2 separate regions of the Mus musculus genome follow, and region 2 is linked to region 1. Evidence: chromatin loops called from intact Hi-C (ENCODE). Cell type or tissue: heart. All regions are shown on one strand. Each heading gives the region's core, and the rest is flanking DNA. Links, peaks and the distances in the headings are about the cores only.

The links. Peaks named below come from ENCODE experiments on the same cell type or tissue, not always from the same donor. Only the 100,000 strongest peaks of a DNase experiment are listed, where the experiment ranks them.
Region 2: a loop joins it to region 1, with 2.1 times the contacts of the local background. A loop is called at or near these places in 2 of 42 quality-filtered maps.

Annotation. Positions count from the first base shown.
Region 1 is chr4:139,251,012-139,256,385 of GRCm38, forward strand. All of the region lies in intron 2 of Capzb (capping protein (actin filament) muscle Z-line, beta), which reads left to right. Among named protein-coding and RNA genes, the nearest start is that of Slc66a1, 57 kb to the right of the region's middle. In heart, for the core only: a CTCF peak has its summit at 2,859; DNase peaks (open chromatin) are centred at 1,170 and 2,440; H3K27ac peaks cover 725 bases.
Region 2 is chr4:138,911,662-138,917,035 of GRCm38, forward strand. Otud3 (OTU domain containing 3) reads right to left here and starts at 2,307. Exons shown (of 8, transcript NM_028453.2): 1 at 1,949-2,307. The coding sequence starts at 2,166. In heart, for the core only: a CTCF peak has its summit at 2,439 (motif pointing left); DNase peaks (open chromatin) are centred at 1,738 and 2,360; H3K4me3 peaks cover 1,599 bases; H3K27ac peaks cover 1,122 bases.

The sequences.
Region 1 (5,374 bases), core at 50-5,049:
AACTGCTTTATACAGAGTGCGTGCAGTGAGCTTTTGAGAACCCTGTCCTGGGTGACTGTAGAGATAAAGTTATCTAATCCTTGGCCATGAAATGGTCAAGGTCTAAAACTGAGCCAGAGCTTCCCGATTGCCTGTGCTGGTGGAGCCCGAAGATAGACAAAAGGGTGTGGGGCCACACCCCCTCTCCCCGAGCCAGAATCACTAAGGTGCACCATGAGTGTAACTTACCAGCCTTGGAAAACGTAAGCCCGTCCTGATCCATTCATTTCTGTTATAAGGAGCCGGATCTCCATGGCTTGTCCAGAGCTCTGCATCAGTGCTGGGCATGTCGTCTCCATTTGCTCTGGGCCCTCAGTCACCAGAGTACTAGCCCACTATGGCAGCCATCTAGGAGCAAGACTATCTTGCCAGCTGTCTCAAAGCCAGGTTCGTGGCTCACTTAGCATTTTGAAGTTGGGAAGGGTACGCTTGACAGGTACATATAATGGTATTAGTAAGGACCCTACAGGGCAGGGTATTCAAATGAGGTTTATAGTATGTCTTTCTGCTTAGGAATCTGATGTTCTGTGAAGGCCTGAGGTGGGGCCTGGAGGAGCTGGGACCACACCCTGTTATGTGTGCTGGGATTGGGCACAGAGAGCAGGCCCTGCTCAGTGGGTAGTGGGTAAACACAGACACTGCTGTTCAGTCCCCTTCCTCCCCTGTCCTCCCAGCTCAGCTGGGTTGGGACAGCTTGCTTTCTTGGCCTTCTGGGTCTTGCTGTGTGCCTTGCAGGGCTGCTAGCTGCAGAGCTGTGTGGTGCCCCCTCCTGTTTTCCTTACCATTCCTGTCATTCTTGTGCTGGCCCCCTTGCCCCAGCCTCACCTAGTGTCTTCAGGTTTCTTTCCTGCTCTGGCAGTCTGGAGATGTCCTGCTAGTGTGCGTCTTCCTGTCTCTAGTCTCTTCCATGGTTCCAAACCAGTTCCTAGGTTAGGAGCCTGACAGAGGCAGAGCAGAGTTGGGACCTGTGTCTGATTTCTCGTTGTGTGCTGTGTTCCAGCGCTGGCATGTGCACCTCTAGGACACTCTTGCTGCTTTCATTGTTTCAGTTCTTAAAAGCATAACTTCAGGGCCTTGGGAGAACAGAAGAATCGGGTTGTAAGCAGAGCCCCCTGCTGGCCATCGAGGTCTCTGGCACCCAACCCTTTCGTCTGGAGTGGGGCAAGCCAGGACGCTCCCCAGCCACGGGCTCCCCATCACTCATGTGCATGTGCACCCGAGTGGACAGGGTCTGCTTTCGATCCTTATCTCTCCGGTGGCGGGCTCCCAGCCAGCAGGCAGATCAAAAGATGGAATGTGTTCATTTGGCCATTTTTTTAAAAAAAATCAAGGTCCAAAGGTTCACTTCTGAAAGGCGAGGGCGCCGGGAATTAGATTATCCGGAGAGCTGAACCACTCCAGCTTTTGTGCCTTTTTTTTTTTTTTAAGGGTTCATCTCAAGTTTCTTTTTCTGGTTGAACAATTTTTTTCAACATTAATAACTAATGGAGAAGAGGAAGAGGCAAAGTGGAACCATATGACAGCGCACACGGCCTTGCCTGTGGCCGGAAGCTTCTGATTTGTGTCCGCTTTCATGCGATCAGCTGTTGGGTTAGATAGTAGGAAAACACGCCATTTGGGCAAGAGCAGTGCTGCAATTTACCTCTCAACCGAGCTGAACTGTGTCCCTGTCCCTTCCTTAGACGCTGGCTTGTGTGACTTGGGTCAGCTTGTTTCTCAGGCCCCGTGTGCCTCTTCTTTAAAGTAGAGGTCTCTGGGCCACCAGGATGGCTCAGTGCATAAAAGCGTTGCCACCGAGACTGAAGACCTGAGTTTGATTCCCAGGTTCCACGTAGTGGAAGGAGAGAACCAACTCCCACAAGTGGTGTCTGACCTCAGTGTCTGCACTATGGCACGGGCACTTTCTTAAAAAATGAATGAGTGAGTGGGTGGGTGGGTGAGTGAGTGCGTGAGTGAATGAATATAGTCTTAAAGAAAAAAATAGTCTCTGTGAAAACCTGTCCTGGGGATAAAGGAGTGATGGCAATAGATTGGAACCCATGGTGACAGAACTCGTCTTTTCTATGGTTTATCGTCACTGTTGTCTGGTTTTTTCCATGTTGTCTCTGTGGGTCTTGAACTCAGTGGAGTCAAATGATCCTTCTGAGTCAGCCTCCTGGGTAGTTTGGACTACAGACATGTGCCTGTCCTGCCTCCCATTAAAGCTGCCTTTGCTGTGCTTGGACTGAACCCAAACCCAGGTGAGAATGCCCAGGGCGGAGGCAGGGCCTGTCCCAACAGACGTATAGCGTTACTATTCCAAGTCACTGGAAATTAAGTTGAACCCTCAGCAGCCCGGTTTGGCCAGCACCATTGCTGTTAGATGGACGTTCCACACAAAAGCTGATGGGGGTAGGTCACGTAGGCAGTGTGGAGCGCAGCCAAACACAGTCTATGCTGGCTCTGCTCCTCACAGTGCTGGAGCACGGAGTAGACTCAGGTGTTTGGACCTGGTCATTCAGCTCATTGATCACTGCAGATTCTGACACCCCGAGAGTGTGGCACAGCCAGGGGCAGGAAGAGCTGAGGCGCAGATTTAGATAACTGACTGGCTCACAGAGCCATTGTTTTCCAGCATGCTCTCAGGCAAAAGACCTCAATGCCTGCTCCCATGGGACCCAAGCATAGATTGAGACCCTCAGCAGCTGATGGGACATGGTGCTTGACTGGGGTCCCCTCATGGCTCCCTGGGCACAGTCTCCCGAGTCTCTGCTGGTATTAGGACAGCCAGTTCAGGAGCAATCAGGGTCCTCTGCTGTCCATTGGTGGAACTCCACGATGCCTGGAGAGAAGTGGGAGTCAGGGACAGGTCTGAAGGAGACTCGGGGAATATGGCAGAGTGTTAGATTGAACAACTAAAAACAGCTATCCTGTGTAACATTAGAGGGGTGGTCAAACTGGAACCGTCTTCCTTGTGACTCAAAATTCAGTTTAACTCAGCAGCCTATAGTTTCTGCACCAACTCTCAATGGGGAGGGTTTTTATACAAACTAGCATGTAGAGGAGATGGCTAGTAGTCCAGTGTTGAGAAGGTGGATAGAGGACAGGATGAGGGGCAGGACTGACACATGGTACACGAATGTACACGCATGTGCATGCGCACACCCCATGTGCCTAGGGCAGCTGCTCCCACACTGTATAGCCACACTGTATAGTCTGTACTTGTTTCCAGTGACAGCACAGTGTCATTCTAGACTAGGTTGTCTTTTATCAGAAGAGGGATTGATGCAAACAGAACTTGAAAATATGGCCCAACTTAAGAACTTGTCTTTTAGGGACCTGAGCAGGCAGAGCCAACTAGCTGTCTGTGACCCATCCTAGGTACTTGTGTGCTCGGGCACATCCTATGTCCTGCACGATCTCCATAGTTTTCCACTGTGTGCTGCCATGGTAAGGGCTCAGTTGAGTGTATGTTCTTCTGTGGTTGTTTGGAGGCGTGGGCTTGCAGAAGTCTGGGATTAGCTCTTTAGGGGTGGCTAGTCTCTGGCATAGTTTGCCTGGTTCTGTCCTTCTGTCATTACTGTGACTCTTCAGGCTGGGCTTGGGGCTTTGGTTTGGTAGTGGTGTTATTTGTTCGTTTTGCTGGTAACTTGAGACACTGAGAATTGAATTGAGGACCTCATGTGCAGTAGGCAAGCACTCTACCACTGAACTATCTTCCCGGATGTCTGTTTTCTCATAACACAAGGTCTTAAGTTACTCAAGTAGGCTTGAAACTCACTGTACAACCCAGCCAGTCTTTGAACTTAGGATCCTCCTGCTTCAGCCTCCCAAATATTTAGGACTGTGCCACCAGGCCTGGTCATACTGATGTGGAATTCATGGTCTTAAATCCTTCTTCTCCCTCAGCCTCCTAAACAGCCAGGATTACAAACGTACATTCCTGTGCCAGCTAGGAATGGAGCCTCTTTCCTTGCAGCTCGCATCGTCTTGCCAGCCTGGCTGCTAAAGGAGATCTGTCTTCCCAAGCATCCTTCAGCATCCGCTGTCTGAAGCAGCAAGGTGTATTGAGATACAGAGAAGGGCAGCGGGGCCAGAGAAATGGCTCAGCGTTAAGAGCACTGACTGCTCTTCTGAAGGTCCTGAGTTCAAATTCCAGCAACCACATGGTGGCTCACAACCATCTGTAATGAGATCTGATGCCCTCTTCTGGGGTCTCTGAAGACAGCGACAGTGTATTTACATATAACAAATAAATAAATCTTTTAAGAAAAAAAAGAAGAAGAAGAGGGCAGCATTGCTACCCAGACAGTGAGGACAGACAAAGAGGACTAGGAGGCTCAAGACAGGACTTGACAATCTGTAAGGAGACCCCAGCAGCAGCCCAGTAGCACAGGTGGGTTCTTAGTGGCAGGCCACAGCACGAAGGGCAGCATGAAGGTGCCAGGGTCATTTCACCGCGCCCATAAAATTCAGCCAGTGCCTCATGCCTGGCTGCCTCATGGAAGCCGTGAAACTTTGCTTCTACAACTAGGGTGTCCCAGGTGGAGGGCTCTAGCTATAACTAAGCTGCAGTGGGGGCTGGGAGGAGCTTTGTACCGTTACTGCTCGCTGTCCTTAGGGACCAGAGTGACAGGGTGAAGGAGTTTGGGAGTCACCTAGCCTAGGGTTGGATTTCTCTATTCACTGCTGGCTGTTGGTGTGACCCTTGGACAGCTTAATGATTCTGGGTCTTAACTCTGTAATCTGTAAATTAAGGTAACAGCTTCCCATTTTGTGCCCTGGTAGGAGCACTTAGGTAAAAAGCATGCTTTGTGATACCTGGTTCAACATCCAAACAGGCACTTAGAGGTGATAGAGAGAGATGTCACCAAAGCTAACTTTGAAAATGACCTTGCCTGTTGGTTGGGTGAATGCACAGGTGCGCGTGAACCATGTTCTGAAAACAAGCATGTCGTGCTTTGGCTGGAGGTATATGCTTCTCCTTGGGGAGCGGTGTATGTATAAGAGTTGGACCATCCAATGGAGCAAGAGGCACTTTGTATGGTAGGCTGTGATGTGCCCTAAGACAGTAGCATGCAGCATCAGAACCTGGTTGTCCTAGTAGTTCTGGCTTTTGGGAGGGACACAGGACCTGCGCTGCATGGCCCCCTCTGTTAGCAGCCCCTTGTCTGGTAAAAGATGAAGCAGGGGTCCCTGTAAACCCAGGCCCTGAGATGAGAAAGTCAGGATGTGGAAACAGTGTAGAAGTGACTCGAACAGAAAGGCATCCACTTATGCAAGGGCTGCCATCCCTTCCTGGAATGTTTTCATGGAGACTGATGTTTGTGTTGGGAGGAGGCAGCCCTGGCCTGCT
Region 2 (5,374 bases), core at 82-5,081, 340 kb before region 1:
CTTTCTTGGCACTTCAAGGCATGTCAGCCACTTCCTCAAAATAGCACCACCGTGGTCCCTTATGAAGATCATACCAACCTGTTCCCCCCCCAGATCTGCTCCCCAAGTATAGCCCAGAGGTATTAACGCCTGGAGACCCCTTCAGGGTATCCGCAAGCTCAGAACCAAGGCCTCTATCTTCTTCACCCTCACTCTCTCATCCGTAGTTCTCAAGAGCCTGACATCTTACTGGGCATGATGGCGCAGTGCTCTTGATCCCAGCACAGAGGCAAGTTGATCTCTGTAAGTTTGAACTGGTCTACATAGTAGTGAGTTCCAGAACAGCCAGAGCTACATAAAGATCTCCTGCCTCTGTGTGTGTGTGTGTGTGTGTGTGTGTGTGTGTGTGTGTATCGCTACTATCTCAATGCTAGATGGCTAATGGGTTCCTGTCTTTAAATTATGAATATGGTAAATATTGAGCTGTGGCTCATACAGTGCATATGTGTGCTTATTCCACAGCATTTTTCAGAATACAAAAGGGCCCCCAAACCAAGCTATAAGTGACCTACTGCCACATGCCTCCCTCCTGGGAACCTACTGTATCTCTCCATAGTTCCCATTTCCCTAGCCTATTTCTTTGACACAGAGAAACCCTGCTCAGTATGACAGATACAATCTAACCATTTGCAGAATGCCCACACCTGGGGCCACGGCATTCAACTTTGATGCTTTTTGTTTTGTTTTTCAAGAGCAGGTTTCTGTGTGTCACAACCCTGGCTCCATTTGTAAGCCTGGCTGGTCTCAAACTCAGAGATCCGCTGCCTCTGCCTCCCAGCGCTGGGATTAAAGACCCACACCACCTCGCCCAGCTTCACTTGATGGTTTGATGTCTACCGCAGTTTGTACTTCTACTGGAGCTAGGTGGCCTCCCTTAACAGTTTTTAATCCCTGAAAAACAAAGTGCTGAATGCCTCCTATGACCCAGGAACTGTTCGAAGCAGTAGCTGAATACAATTAACTCTAATTGCAACTTAAACAAAATACCTATCCAATTTGCCGGAAGCTCTGAAGGCAGGAGATACAAATGGGGTTAGTTTATTGAGTCTTGATCAATAAAATTCAGCGTAGTGTATCAAATGAAGAAAATACTTTATGTAGTGGGACAGAGGCACACATCTTTAATCCCAGCAGATGGCTATGAGTTTAAGGGCAACCTGGTCTACACAGGGGATTCCCGGCCAGCCCTAAGACTACATAGCGAGACTTTCTCAAGAGGGAAAGATTGGTTTGGTTTTGTTGGGTTTTGTTTTTTGAAACCCTGTCACCCTATAGCCCAGGCAAATCCCCCAGTCTCATTGCCACATCTGCCTTTGTAGACTCCTTAGCTGTATTCCATTCTTCCATGGCTCAACCTGACCATTCCTAGAGGAGAACACACTAACAGTGCCTCTTGCAACAACACACCTAGCAGGCAGGCTCCCTCGGACCTGCTAACCCGTTCCTCTCCCCGTTTCTTTATTCTTTTCCTTCTCTCTCCCCACGTTCCTGGACCCATGTCCCCGTTCCATTAAGTTGCTTCCCCTCGCCTTCCTCCGTTCTGTTTCCAGCTGCTACTCTTGTATCCGGCTCCCAGAAACAGCTGGCCCGGGACTCTCATGCCTTTTACTTGGGGAACCCAAAACGTGGGAAGCAAGCTCTGTGGAAGCTACCTTTAGCTCTCCGCCCTCGATACCCCAGTGCAAAAGTGGGCGAGGACACCCAGGAGGGCCAGCATGACACCGAGCGGGACCTAGGTCCTTTCCCATTCGGCTTCATGACAGCTGCACCTCGAGGTCACCTCTCAGACCCGCTCGGACCCTCGGGGGACCCTGCCGCAGCGTTCCACCAAGCCTGACCCTTGCTTCCCCCTCAGCGACCGGCCCTGCGCATCCCCAGCGCCGCTTCCCGCACTCCCGGCCCGCCTCACCCGTCCCCCGGCACCTCCCGCAGCTTCAGCCCCAGGGCCTGCAGTTGGTTGGCGAAGCTCACAAACTCTTCTTCGCAGCCGCTGCCGCCAGGATCGGGCCGGTTCCGCCGCTCCTTGGCCAGCGCCCGGCGCGCCGCCCGCTCGTCCCGCTTACGCTCCGCCTCGGCTCTGCGGCCGCCGCTGCCCGGCCGGCTCTTCGCCGCTTGCTTTCGGGACATGGCTGCGGCGGCACACGGCTTCGCCGCGGAAGGAGCCGAAGCCGGAGCCGGAGCCGCAGAGCCCGGGGCCGCAGCCTCAGCCGGCCACCGGGCGGAGCGGCGCAGGGGGACGACGCCTGGCGACAGCGGCGCGGCCACTGCGCCGGCGCGGTCGCCTGGCAGCCAGGTCACGTGGTGGTAGCTCCGCCCCCGGGGCGGGGCCAGCAGGCACCATAGAGAAAGATAGGAAGACTAGAGAAGCACCTGTTTTGTTGGTTATTTTCTGCCCCCTCGTGGTGGGTAGTGCTCAGTGAGGCGCAGTGGGACCAGACAGGTCAAGGATGACTGAGGATGTCAGAAGAGAGGCAAGAGCAAAAAAATGCGGAAAAGAAGGAAAGGGTGACCGGGCCTGGTGGCGCACGCCTTTAATCCCAGCACTTGGGAGGCAGAGGCAGGCGAATTTCTGAGTTCGAGGCCAGCCTGGTCTACAGAGTGAGTTCCAGGACAAGGAAAGGATGATAAGGGAATATGTTTGTCTAGAATGCGCTAATCCGCAATCAATTACAAACGCCTGCGTGCGTGCACAGACCCTTTAAAAACTCAGCCTACAGTAGCTAGGGAAATAGCTCAGTCCATATAAGTGCTTGCTCCATATGCCAGGTTCGACCTGAGTTCGGATCTCCATCACCCACTTTAAGAAGGGTAGGCCTGTCAGAGAGCCCCTGTGATCCCATCCCTAAGGAGGAAGAGACAGCCCACTGCACTCACTGCCAGGCAGTTTAGCCAATCAGTGAGCTACAAGTTGGCTTACACTTCAAGATCAGCATCCATCCTTGGAGGCCATCAGGACAGGAACTCAAGCAGGTCTAAAACCCCCGAGGCAGGAGCTGATGCAGAGGCCATGGAGGGCGCTGCTTACTGGCTTGCTTCCCCTGACTTGCTCAGTGTTATGTTTTATAAAACGGCAGTATAATGTGGCGGCAGGAGAACCTCAGCAGGCCCATTCCTCTGAGGACTCACCACCATACGACAGGCCTAGAACAAAAGGAAGTTTATCGAGGGAAGGGAAGGGAACCTGGAAAAGGAGTAGAGGCAGAGAAAGGAGGGGGACAGAGAAGGACAGAAAGAGAAGAGAGAAACAGAGGTAGGGTCCAGTCAGGGATATGAGAGAGAGAGATTATGGTTAACAGTGGTCTTCAAACCTGGCAGGGAGAAACGCAAGCTGTTGCTAGGTAACTGTTGGGCAGAGCCTAAAGGAATTGACAACACGCAGCCTGCTTTCTTATAGAACCCAGGACTACACGCTTAGGGATGGCACCACCCATAATGGGCTGGGCCCTCCCCCATTGATCACTAATTAAGAAAAGCTCTACAGCCAGATCTCATGGAGACACTTCCTCAACTGAGGAAGCCAAATAGGCCATTTCCTCCCCAACTTCCTTTTCGGTGATGATGTTCCCTCACAGCAATAAAACCCTAACTAAGACATCCTGTGACAAGAAATGAGATAGACCATGAACTCATTGTGCCTATGGTTACCCACACAAAATATCAAGTCAAGACGGTGATGGAGATTCCTGGGAGTGAGGGACGGAGTAAGTAAGAGTGTATAAAATCAAATGCATTTTTTTACATGGTTGAAGTTGTCAAAGGTGAGGTGTGGGGCTGGAGAGGTGGCTCAGTGGCTAAGAGCCCTTGTGATTCTTACAGAGGGTCTGGATTCAGTTCCCAGGTGCTAAGGTGCTTCATGACCATCTGTAATCCAGTTCCAGGGGAGCTGGGAGCTGGTCCTCTCTTCTGATCTCCACAAGCTCTGCATACACATGGTACACCCACACACACACACACACACATACACACATATACACACATACACACATACATACACATATACACACATACATACACATATACACACACATACACAGACACACACACATATACACACATACAACACATACATACATACACACATACACACATACATACATGCACACACATACATACAAACAACACACATGCAGACAAAACACTCATAAACAAAATAAAAATGTCTAAATCTTTTTTAAAACTAAGGTGGAGAGCAGGATAGGCTGACTCTGGCCTCCATCTACGTGCATACACAGGAGCACGCACACACGGACATGGTGAGCACTCATTGAGAGACATGCTTCTATGTGACTTGGTTTGTTTTTTTTTTTCCCAAAATACAGGAACTTCAACCACAAAAGTTAACTAGCTGAAAGGGCCACGCAGCTGAGAAGCAAAGCTCTGTCTGACTCTGGAGCCCAGATATTTCATTAATCCTGTCCTTCCCCCTTTAATCCAAAGAAGAAAGCAGAAAGAGCCCTTCAGTCCAATAATTGGGATTTCATCCTGGGATGGCCAATCTAGGTCTGCCTGGACTAAAGCTGTTTCTGGGACGCACACAACTTTCTGGTTCAAACTGATAGTGTTGGGGAAAACCAGGAGAGTTGTTTACCCCAAGCCATGCCCACTTGTTGGGGTTATCATCACCGGTGATAATGTCTCTCTCCTCCTGGCTCCTTTTATATTAAGCACCCTCTTTCTACAATAATGTCACTGCCTTCCCTTTTGAACCTTCTATCTGACTGAGGTCTTTTATACCTAACCTGGGAACACTAGGCAAGCATGGGAACTCATGCTTAGAGCCCCAACAGTAAGGAGGCTAAGGCAGGAGAGAGCCATGATGTTGAGGCCAACCTGGGCTACAGAGAGTTACTGGCCTAGACTAAGCTAGAGTAAGACCCTGTGCCATAAAATCAATAATAAGTAATGATTTCACTGAAGGTCAAGTTGGAGAACCAACAACATCTATTGGGCTGACTTATAAGAGTATAAATGAGGAATTACTTACTGAAGTAGGGATGTCCCAAAGGCAGCTACATCACCAAAAGCCTGCCCCTGCCTGGATGCCCCAACTCAGAAAAGCTGTATCCCCAGATCTCCCTGGATAGCTTACAGGCAGCTCAGCAGGTCAGTGAGTCTCCTCCACCTGCTGCCATAAACTGGTCTTGCCAGCTTCAGAAACTTCCTGAGACTCCTAAGTTGTTCACTTCCTGAATCTCATGAGGCTCCATTTGGAAAGAATGTTTCCCTTCAGAGGAGATTGCTACACAGCACATGTAAGTTGCAGAAATAGAGAGACATCGACCTTGACTACAGAAAGCCCCAAATCCAAAGGTTTTATTATAAGCAAGGATTCAGT